Regions from separate parts of the Homo sapiens genome. Here region 1 is linked to region 2. A link is an interaction called in ENCODE POLR2A ChIA-PET data of the cell type or tissue named here. Cell type or tissue: PC-9. All regions are shown on one strand. Each heading gives the region's core, and the rest is flanking DNA. Links, peaks and the distances in the headings are about the cores only.

The links. ChIA-PET counts read pairs that join two places held together with the same protein. Peaks named below come from ENCODE experiments on the same cell type or tissue, not always from the same donor. Only the 100,000 strongest peaks of a DNase experiment are listed, where the experiment ranks them.
Region 1: POLR2A ChIA-PET joins it to region 2 with 6 read pairs; 1 of 35 experiments calls an interaction of 5 or more read pairs at or near these places.

What each region holds. Positions count from the first base shown.
Region 1 is chr9:37,408,501-37,415,332 of GRCh38, forward strand. It overlaps LOC105376035 (a long non-coding RNA gene), which reads left to right. Exons shown (of 4, transcript XR_007061479.1): 2 at 600-856. LOC124902154 (a long non-coding RNA gene) reads right to left here and starts at 578. Exons shown (of 4, transcript XR_007061481.1): 1 at 392-578; 2 at 71-168. RefSeq lists enhancers at 739-1,158, 1,644-2,435, 2,213-2,262, 3,183-3,232, 4,018-4,808 and a silencer at 6,512-6,806. In PC-9, for the core only: CTCF peaks have their summits at 2,575 (motif pointing left) and 2,774; a DNase peak (open chromatin) is centred at 4,431; H3K4me3 peaks cover 1,165 bases; H3K27ac peaks cover 2,212 bases.
Region 2 is chr9:38,030,777-38,034,776 of GRCh38, forward strand. All of the region lies in intron 1 of SHB (SH2 domain containing adaptor protein B), which reads right to left. Among named protein-coding and RNA genes, the nearest start is that of SHB, 36 kb to the right of the region's middle. RefSeq lists an enhancer at 1,296-1,797. In PC-9, for the core only: no CTCF peak of the experiment used is centred there; a DNase peak (open chromatin) is centred at 1,755; H3K27ac peaks cover 3,264 bases.

The DNA of each region.
Region 1 (6,832 bases), core at 2,230-6,229, 620 kb before region 2:
GAGACCAGCCTGGTCTAACATGGTGAAACCCCGTCTCTACTAAAAATACAAAAATTAGCCGGGCACGCACCTGTAATCCCAGCTACTCAAGAGGCTGAGGCAGGAGAATCGCTTGAACCTGGGAGGCGGAGGTTGTAGTAAGCTGAGATCACGCCACTGCACTCCAGCCTGGGCGACAGAGCGAAAAAAAAAAGGAATTTACTTTTTTCTTCCAGGCCCTATGCCAAGCACTTGTGTTATCTCATTTATCCTTGGATCCTTTTAATATGGGGGTTCAGTTACCCCCATATTACAGACAAGGAAACTGAGGTGCAGATCCCAGAGAGGGGGAGAGAGAGAGCACCATTCTGGTATGTAGCAGGGGGAGTCAGAGAACAAAAATCGGACTGACTGATAAGAGGCAAAGGCACTGGTGCAGGCTCTTCCCCAGCTTCCAGCTCTTTCAACCTTCTGGGCCTCGACTCTGCCCTAAGGAGAGGCTGAGGACCAGGTGATGGGCACCAATGTGTGGCTTCTTCACATCCCACAGGCCGGACCCCCTGGGCCTCACCTTCCAGTGAGGGAAGAGAGAGGTGACTGCCTTTTCTTTCTCTGCACAGAGCAGCAGGGGAGTCGTGACCCCCAGGGGCTCAGTAGAGCATGAGCCTGGCCATTGCCAAGCGGCCCGCCCATGCGTGCTGTGGTTACACGGTCTTCATGCTGGCTGGGGAGCCCCGAGAACTCGGGTTTGGTTCGTCCTCCAAACACGTGAACACGTGTTGAGCACTGACTGTGAATTCGGCAGCTGTGATGGGGGCTGAACTCAGGGCCAAGGAGCCAGGCTCCACTCCACTGTGACACCAGGTGTGGGGCTCGGGTAAGTCACCTCTGTGGCCTCTGACCGCAGTTTCCTTATCTGTAAGATGGGGATGGTGATGACTACCTCGGAAGGTTGTTGTAAGGCTTAAATGAGAAGATGGGCGTGTCTGAGGCCAGCATGGGGCCCTGTAAAGTGTGAGCAGAAAGGGGCTCTCCAGGTGCACTCCGGGTATGACTCAGGCGCCCGCTAGGATGCTCACTGGCCCGGCACTGACATCCAGAATGGACCACAAGGGAGAAAGTGGCAGGCTAGCAGGAGGGAGGCACTTTCACTAGGGGCTGGGAAGGGTCCTGGGAGGGCTTCCTGGAGGAGATAGTGTTTGCACCAAATGAAAACCGGTTCTATTCAGTGATGAGACTTGCTGCCTGCAGCTAGAACTTCCATTTAAAAACTGGACAGAAGACTTCCCCCAGGAGGTAACTTTAGACTGACTCCTGCACCTAGAGAGGGCATCCTTAGAGCATCTTAGGGGAAATCTGCCCACCCCTATGTATTTTCTTTTCTTTTTTTCTTTTCCTTTTTTTTTTTTTTTTTTTGAGACTATATCTCTCTCTGTTGCCTAGGCTGGAGTGCAGCAGTGTGATCATGGCTCACTGTGGCCTCTACCTCCTGGGACCAAGCAATCCTCCTGTATCAGCCTCTGGAGTAGCTGGGATTACAGGCATGCACCACCACACCTGGCTAATTATTTAGTTTTGGTAGAGATGGGGTCTCACTATGTTGCCCAGACTTCCCTCTGTCAATGACAGACATAATTCAATCATTCATTCATTCAATAAATATTTATTGAGCACCTACTAGGAGGTGCCAGGCATTGTTCTTGGTACTGGAATTATGGCAGCGAATGAAACAAAGCCCCTGCTCTCAGAGCTTACATCCTGGTGGGCATGGAGGGAAACTAGACAATAAACAGAGAAATAAAGATGTATCAGATTGGTGGAGTGTCCAGGGCTAGATGAGGCAGAGTGAGGGAGGGGGAGAAGGACCAGTGGGCAGGAAGTGGTGCCATCAGGGAAGCCAGTGAAGGGCCACCCTTTGAGTGACATCTGTAGGACATGAGGCTCAGACCCTGTGGACCTGGGGGGAGTGGAGAATGTTCCAGGCAGGGGAACAGCTGGTGCAGGAGGTCTGAGTGCTGGGCAGAGGGGATCCCAGGCGGGATCCCAGGAAAGCTGGAGACAGAGGGAGGGAGGTCAGAGGCGGTGGTGTCGGCCTCTGTGGGCCGTGATTAGGACCCTGGCCTTACCCGGAGGGAGACAGGAGCCTTTGGAGAGATCCCTTACTGGAGCAGAGGCTTGGCTCTGGCTGTCCGTGAGAAGGGACTGGAGCAGGCCCAGGGCAGAAACAGTGGGGCAACCAGGAGGCTGGGGCAGAGGGGCCTCAGCTTGGACCAGGTGCAGGCGACGGAGCTGGGCTGGGGGACGAGATAGGCTTCTGGGTGTGTTTAAAGTTGGAGCCATGAGGATTGGGTGATGAGTTAGACTCCCTACCCCTGAATGCCCTCACAGGACCACAAGGTTCCTGGTGCTCTCACCAAATACCATCTGGAAGCCTCCTCATTCCACAGGTGATTGTGAAAATAAGACCTTAATTGTTTCATTTTGTTTTTTTCCCCCAAAACAAAACCAAATGTAATGACTAAGAAAAGCTCCACTTCCACCTCCAGGGCGCCGCTCCCTCTGGTGGAGGGTTGGCTCCTGATTTAGATGCTTTCTATATATGAATTACAGGGAAAGGGAGGCCTGGGAGCAGGTCCTTCTGGCCAGCTGGGCGGCTCTCAGGGGCTGCCAGGATGCCTGGCTTCTGCCTGAAGTGAGCAGCTCTCAGTCCCTATGGGCCACGCCTCTGCATCATCAGGAGAGGGCTTGGGAGCACACAGGGACTTTGGTCTTTCTCCTGAGAGCAGTGAGGAGCCACGGAATGCGGCAGGCAGGGGAAAGACAAGACCGGATTTGCTTTTTAGAGGAGACCCTTGAGCAACCCCAGGAGATCAGGTTGGAGGAGGCAAGGCCGGAGGCCAAGCGGTCTGGGAGGGGCCTTCAGGGAGGGGAGGAGGGAAGGGAAGTGGGGCCCACTGAAGGCTGGGGAGTAGCTCCCTGGGCTGCCCCCTGTTGGTCATGACTCTGCCCTGGGGCCCAGGCCCGATGTCCACCTCGAGCCTTAGCTCCTGCAGGTGCAGCTAGATGGAGTCTGAGCTGGTGCAGCTATGTGGGGCCTGTTCTGGGCTAGTGACTCACTTCTGAACGGCTTTGGCAGAATGAGGCAGTTCTCCCTTTCACAAAATTCATCACAGTTCAAGCTTTTGGCCCCAAACAGCGGCAGATGACAGAGGGATTTCCTGAGGTGGTTTATGGGACTTTTGCTGAAATGGTAGCATGAACTTCACCTGGGCCTGCAGGGAGCCATCCCCTGCCTCCATCCCCTTGCTCCTCCTTGGCCTGTCCTAAATCAGGGATGGGACCTTGGTCCTTACCCAGAGCAACCTTGGCCTTCAAGCAGCATGCCTGAGCTCCTCCCTCAGGTTCTGCTCAAACCCTTTTTCCTCAGAACCTGCACACCCCGCTGGGTCGTCACACAGCAAGGCCCATGCCTCCTCCTCCAGGAAGCTGCACTCTGCCCAGATCTCCTTGGATGATGCTAACTCATGGGGTGTGGGGAGTGTGGAAGCCCAGCTTCCTTGCCTGGGGTTTCAATAACCCTGAGATGTAACTTGCATTCCAGAGCGGCCCTCGGGATCACAATGAAGCACCTGCCTGCTGGACTTGGCCAGACATGGCACTGTTGGTCTTCCTTCCCTCCCCTCTCCTGCTTCCCACTCCTTTCCTGGTTTATTCTGGGGGCACTTCCTTAATCAATCACTTGCTCACAAATCCTCAGCAGAGAGCCTGCTTCTGGGGACCCGACCCAAGACACAGCTTCCAGGGGTCACTCCTGCTGTTTCTCAGCTTGGACGGATCCTCCTTGACTGCACCCCTATAAAACAGAATGCAACGCAGAGCTTGTCTCCTGGGGAGAAGCTTCCCAGTGGGACCAGTCCTGCACTGAGGTCCCATGACACCTTGGCAGGCCCTGTTCCTGGTGCCCGAAGACTGGCCTCGGTCCTGGGAGGTAGCCCCTCCCCTTGGCTCCACCCACAGTTGAGTCTTTGCACACAAAGTTGTTCTGCCCACCTTGGCTCTTGACTCCACCCCACCTCACAGCCTCTCTGGGCCTCCGTGGCTCCATCTATACAATGAGGGCACAGGCTCTGCCCCTGTGAGCGGTGGTGTGACGCTGGTTCTGGATTCCTGCTCCCAACCTCACCCTGCGGTAGCTGAGCCAGGACCTCTGGAAAAGAGGAGCCCAGCTTGTTCAAGAATGAACAGCTGGGTCCTGGCTCAGAGAATCAACCATTCTGGCTGTTACAACTCATTACTAAATCCCAGCTATGCCCTGAGGAGGATTAAGGAAACTGCTCCGGTAAAAAATCCCCAACAGAAAGAATGCACTCCCTCCCAGGGAGCCCTAGAAATCTGACCACGGTCATCTTCTCCTGGCGGTCTCTAACCAATGCACATTCCGGGTGTTTGCGTGCCAGAGGGGCCAGCTGGGCATCTGCGCGATTGGCCAATGCCTGGCAGAAAAGCAGCCCAGGGTGCTAGCTTTCTGATTCACGGGCAGGACTTCAGGTAATGCCAGCTGCTGAGGGAGTTTCGTTAGGCTGCATCGCCCCAGGGAGGAAACCTGAGGCTGGATGGCAAGAAGCCTGGACAGGGCACTGCTCTGCCTCGAACTTGCTGGTGACCCAGGCAGGGCACTGTCCCCTGTTAACTCTCAGCTTTCCTACTTAAAAACTGGGAATGGTATCCCCATTTACAGGGATGTACTCACTTACACAGAATATGTCTATAGAGTGTTCACCCTGTGGGGACCCATGTTGGGCACTGGAACCATGAAAAGGCTTGGACCCTACCCTGTCCTTGCCCTGTGTCGCTCCCAGGCTTGAAGCTGGGAAGGTTAAAGGAGAGGGTCCGAGGGAGAAGTGGGGTATGTATGTGGGGGCCACATTAGCACAAAGCCAGAGGCCTGCAACCATGATGCCTTGAGGCTATGGATGAATAAGCAGATGTAGCTGAAGGAGCCACTGGGGTTGGCTGGCAGGTCAGGACAGGGCAGCCATGAGGGTTGTGGTCACATGCCTCAGTGTTACTGTCTTAATCTATTTTCCGCTGCTATCACAGAATACCGCAGACTGGGTAACTTATACAGAAAATAACTTTATTTGGCTCATGGTTCTGGAGGATGGGAAGTCTAGAAAAATAGTGCCAGCATCTGGAGAGAGTCATCCTGTGGCACAAGGCATCACATGGCCAGCATGCACACAAGACAGAGAGAGAAATGGGGCCAAACTTATCCTTTTATCAGAAGCTCACTCCTGCCATAAGTAATCCACTCTTACAATAACTGCATTAATCTCTTCATGAGGGCAGAGCACCTCATGACCCAATCACCCCTAAAGGACCCATTTCTCAACACTGTCACAATAGCAATTAAATTTTATTTTATTTTATTTTTATTTTTTGAGATGGAGTTTCATTCTTATCACCCAGCCTGGAGTGCAGTGGCACCATTTCGGCTCACCACAACCTCTGCCTCCTGGGTTCAAGCGATTCTCCTGCCTCGGCCTCCTGAGTAGCTGAGATTACAGGCATGTGCCACCATGCCCAGCCACAATTAAATTTCAACAGGCATTTTGGAGAGGACGTTCAAACCACAGCAGTTACCTTCACCTGGATTTGAGTCCAGCTCAAGCGTGGTGACCTTGGGCAGGTCCTTCAGGCAGAAGGACTTGAGGCTCTCTGAGCCGCAGTTATCTTGACTTGAAAGTGAGAATCCTAACAGTGCCCACTTGAAGGCTTGTTGTGGGGTGAACACCACATAGTTTGAAGCCCGATCCTGTCTGAGTAGCGGTGGCTCTCTTGCCCCTCTGAATCTTCCAGGCTGGGGCCCTCTGCTCCCCAGAAGAGCAGACTGAGGGGCTGAGAAAGGGGCAAGTGGCTTTCTGTGTGGGGTGCAAGGCTGCAGCAGGCTGAGTCTGGGGGCAACCCAGGTCTGCTGATGAGCTGTTACCCTGCCCCCCAGGGCCACACCTCACTGGGAGCTGAAGCCTGAGCACATTTCCCAGGGGTCTGGGCTGGCCAAGGGGTCCCGACTGGGCTCTCTGCTACCCTCTGTGGCCAGCTGCTCATGTCTCTTGTACGAGAGCATCAGCTTCCAGCAGTCAGACAAAAGCCCAGGCAGGGCCGGGGTGAAAGCCACACTGCGCCTTGCCTGCTGCGCGTCATCGGAAAATGTTCGCCCCATCTGGGCTTCAGTTTCCATATCTGTATAATGGGCTTCCAGCATGTGCCCTGCCCCACCCCTCACCAAGCACAGACCAGAGGCAGGGCCCCCTCAGAGAGGAGACAGTCAGTCAGATGATCTCTATTCAAACCCAGTTCTGCTCCTTACCAGCTGTGTGACCGTGGGCAAGTCCCTCCACTGACCTGAGCCTCAGTTTCTTCGTCTGTAACTTGGGGTTCCTAAAATCAACTTCACTGGCCTTTGTGGGGATTAAACAAACTCTTGTGTGTGGAGTGCCTGGCACGGATCACTCACTCTCAGCGCAAGTTCCCTTCCGTTGGGGCCGCTCTCCGCCTCCTTACACCCTGATCTAACCTCACCTTCCACTGCCCATCTCAGCTGCTGCTGCTTCTCCTCCCTTTGGCGATGCCGACGCGCTCCAGCCTCCAGGCCTTTGCTCACCGTTTGTTCTGCCAGAAATGCCTTTTCTCCCTCTCGCATTCCTACCATTCCAAAGCATATTGTCTTCATTGCTCAGCTCAAATGCTGCCTTCTCCAGGAAGGCTCTCCGAGGAGCTCTGTGCAAGCAGACAAAAACACGGATACAGGGGCACCAGAAGGGGCATCTCTCTGCCCACATCTCTCTACTTT
Region 2 (4,000 bases), core at 1-4,000:
CAGAAGTTTCCATGGGGAGCTTGAGGCCCAGACTGTAATCCCCTCCTCTTGCCAGCAGGGCACCATTAGCTAAGTCATTCTATCAGCTCCTCAATTTCCCCATCTGTAGAATGGGTAGAGTGGGTTGTTAGGGCCAGAATCCTGGATTTCATGGACTACTATACAAAAAAATTATACAAAAAAAAAAGGGGGGAAAGACAAGATCACGCACACTAAAAGAACCCAACCGCCATCTGTCTTCACCCACATTTTATGAAGGAAAGGGCTGGGCATGGTGGCTCATGCCTTTAACCCCAGCACTTTGGGAAGCCAAGGTGGGAGCATCACGAGGTCAGGAGATAGAGACCATCATGGCCAACCATGGTGAAACCCCGTCTCTACTAAAAATACAAAAATTAGCTGGGCGTGGTGGTGTGTGCTTGTAATCCCAGCTACTTGGGAGACTGAGGCAGGAGAATCGCTTGAACCCGGGAGGCAGAGGTTGCAGTGAGCCGAGATCTCGCCACTGCACTCTAGCCTGGTGACAGAGCGAGAGACTATGTCTCAAAAAACAAAACAAAACAAAATCAAACGAAAAAAGATAAAGACAATAACAATTTAACAGTAAAAAGGTAAAAAGGAAATTGAGAATAAAGCATAGTCCTTTAAGGTGAGTAAGTTTAGCTTCATAAGAAACCCCTAACCGTCCATTTTTCTAATTTCATTGGAGATCACCATGCTTTCTAGGGAAGCATTACCCCAGGTGAGTGTTTCAGTCCTTTTAGTATTACTTTAGAAACCAAGCCTTCCTATGATGTCAATGGTCTGGTGTGCATGTTATTGCTTAAGAGCACTGACTTTTCCAGACCCTCTTCCCACCCTGTGTCCCTTCCGCTTTAAGGGGACATCTGAGACCATCACGGGAGCTGGTTTCCATGAAACACCAACACAGCACTTGACAACGGCTGTATGAATCGGGCCCAGAATGGCCCTTATTTATTAATGCACATTGTAAAATCTCCTTCCAAATGCAAAGTCATAAATCACCTGCCACTGGAAACATTCTATCCTGAAAGGGAGGCAAAGGTATCTTGAACTGAATCCCAGACTTACCCATTTCAAAAGAGCAAACTTTGATCCACTGCTGATGAGTAAATCAAGGGGAGGCAGGCCCCTTGCTGATAACTTGGCTATCACAAGACACCTCAACCTACCACCCAGCTTTCTCTCTTCACCCACTTCTCTGTGAAGACCTGGGACCGGGCAGGACTCATGGGGGCTGAGTCCCAGAGCCTGGGATCCTCCAGTGCCAGGGCCCGAGAACCTCGGACCAGACCCTCCAAGCGCCTGAGTGTTCTAGAGGACTAGAACAGGCAGGAGGCTAAGGGACGATGCTTACAGAGGGGGCACCGCCTAGAGAGCACCTTCTCTACAAGCCAGGCTCTTGGCTCTGTGCTTTCACGTACATCATCGTATTTCATCCTTCCTAATCACCTCATTTTCAGATGAGAAAACCGAAGCTCAGAAATGTCTAGGAACCCTGCCAAGGCCTCAGAGCACAGAAGGCTACGCAGGTTTCAACCCAGGCCAGCGTCACCCCAAAGCTCTGGCTCTCCTGGGCTACCTACAGCCTGTTGTATGAGTTTCTAAGTCCAGGCTCCTTCTGGGCAACAGGAAGAGATCTCTGAAGGGAAGTTTGACAGGAAGAAGCAGCAGCTTTGCCAGCTTGGCTCAGTTGCGCCAACCGTGAGCAAAGGCCACCTGACAACTCCCTTAAGTCAGCTGAGTGCTGGAAGTCTCCCTTCCCCTTCCTCAGCTGCCCTGTGACTCCGGCACACCTGCAACCTGCCCTGCCCGGGCCACACCTGGGGAAGCAGTGCTTCCGCCTGCAGCCTTTGAAGCCTGGCTTCCAGCTCTCCTCTCCCTCCACCCTGTACCAGCCGTATCCCTCCTGCCTGGGGGATCCTACTTCCCCACATACCAAAGCCAGTGCAGCGTGGCACAGTCCTTGTCTTCAAGTTACACAGAATGAGCACCAGCGTTGTTTTGAAGTTGTCCCCATGGAGAGGCCCCGGACCCCAACACCAAACCTCTGCACATGGAAGCATACCCGTGCCAGGCAGAGGAGGGAATGACAGCCAGAAGGAAAACCTGCTTCTCTAGAAAGAGTGAGCCCTGGTACTGGGCCCAGTATGCACTAAGTACTAAGTGCTAAAATATGCTGGCTGTTGTTATTTTCAAACATGACTGTAAAGAAAACCTGATTTTTCTCATCAGAACCAGCAAGAAAATGGAATTTTATGGTAGAAGTGGTTCCATTTTCATCTGGTTAGGGTGAGACCAGCTGAATTAGAAAACCAAGCATCCACAATGCAGTGAGGACTGGACGATCTAAGGAGATGAGGCGGCCCTCAGGGTCAGCATGGTTAGCCTGCAATCACCCTCAAAGCAGGTGCTGGCTCCAATGGGGCATCTGGGAATAATTTAAAGCCTATGCTTTCCTAAGATAAAAGTGAGCACCCCATCACCTCTATGGGTGCCCCATGATCATGCCCATTTATCAGGGATAACACCAGTGACTGGGGCCAGCCAATTCGGGGAGGGGGCCCTTCCAACCCACAGATCCCAGAAAAATGTACTCCTTGGAGACATTTAAACCAATACCCCAGCTGGTGCGGTGGCTCATGCTGGTAGAATTTGGGAAGATCACTTGAGCCCGCGAGTTCGAGACCAGCCTGGACAATATAGGGAGACCCTGCCTCCACAAAAAATAAAAATTAAAATTAATCCAATGCCCTAGTTGACCAATCATTTCGGAAGGGCTTGGAGAGGGTCCACCTGAGTGGTCTCGTTACACTCCCCCTCCCCATATTTTTGTTATGCCCATCCTCTGATCAGTGGGCAACAGGATAAAACAGGTGGTCCCGAGTTTCCCATCTATCCTGGGTCCCACAACTAGAGCTGTTGCAGCCCCAGCCTCTCCATAACTCTCAGTCTTATGGACTGGCTCACGCAGGCCTGCTTGGTGAGTAAGGCAGGAAAGGCCCTCAAAGCTGTCCACAGCCTTTCCTACCCAGGAAAAAACTGCTGTAAAATCCTGACACCCCCCCAGCACCACCTCCTGGATTTAAGAAGGGGGAGGTGGCTTGGGTTTTAAAAAGAAAATTGGATTCCCATTCATGAATTACCCACACCGAGGGCACTTAACAGGTGAAACGGGTTCTGCCATTGATGAATGAGCTCGGGTAATAACGGGGCTCACCCTTCGCCATTAAAAATATTAACCTCATTCCTGGCCCAGCGATGTCATAAACCCAGGGCCCCTGAAGCTCTCTCTCATGGCCACACTTCCCATCTGCCTGGTGAGGGAGTTCAATGTGCACCTCTCACCCTGCGGGCAAGCCCTTTGGGAAGTGTACTAACGCCCCTCATAAAACCAACTGCAGGTAGACAGGAGGAAGAAATAATGTAATAACTTGCCACCTGTATGCAAGAATTCAGAGGCCTCCACTGCCTGGGACCTTTACTAAAGTGATGCAGTGCTCATGTGGTCTAACACAGCTTCCCACAGCCAACCTGACCACAGGCTGCAAGGACAGTGATAATGATGTTATGATCCACCATGAGAGAGGAGACTGTCTCCCTCTACTCTGTACAACCAAAGGACCAATGGAGAATCACGTCCAGCTCTTTGGGAGGTCCCCTGTGGCAGGGAGCTCACTACCTCCCCAAATACTCTGTTATACTTTGAATAGCTCTGTCTGATCATTCTTCCTGAAATTGAGTTGAAATCTTTTTGAGAACTTCTACTGGTTGGTTCTCATTCTGTCCTCTGATCCCACAGAACACGCCTGCATCCTGTGCCAGGGGTTGACCACTGTCTTGCATGCCCCCAACAGATACCCCTGAATCTTCTCTAGTACTTCATGTTTTTGGTTTGTTCATTTGTTTGTTTTATTGAGACGCAGTCTCGCTCTGCCACCCAGGCTGGAGTGCAGTGGTGCGATCTCAGCTCACTGCA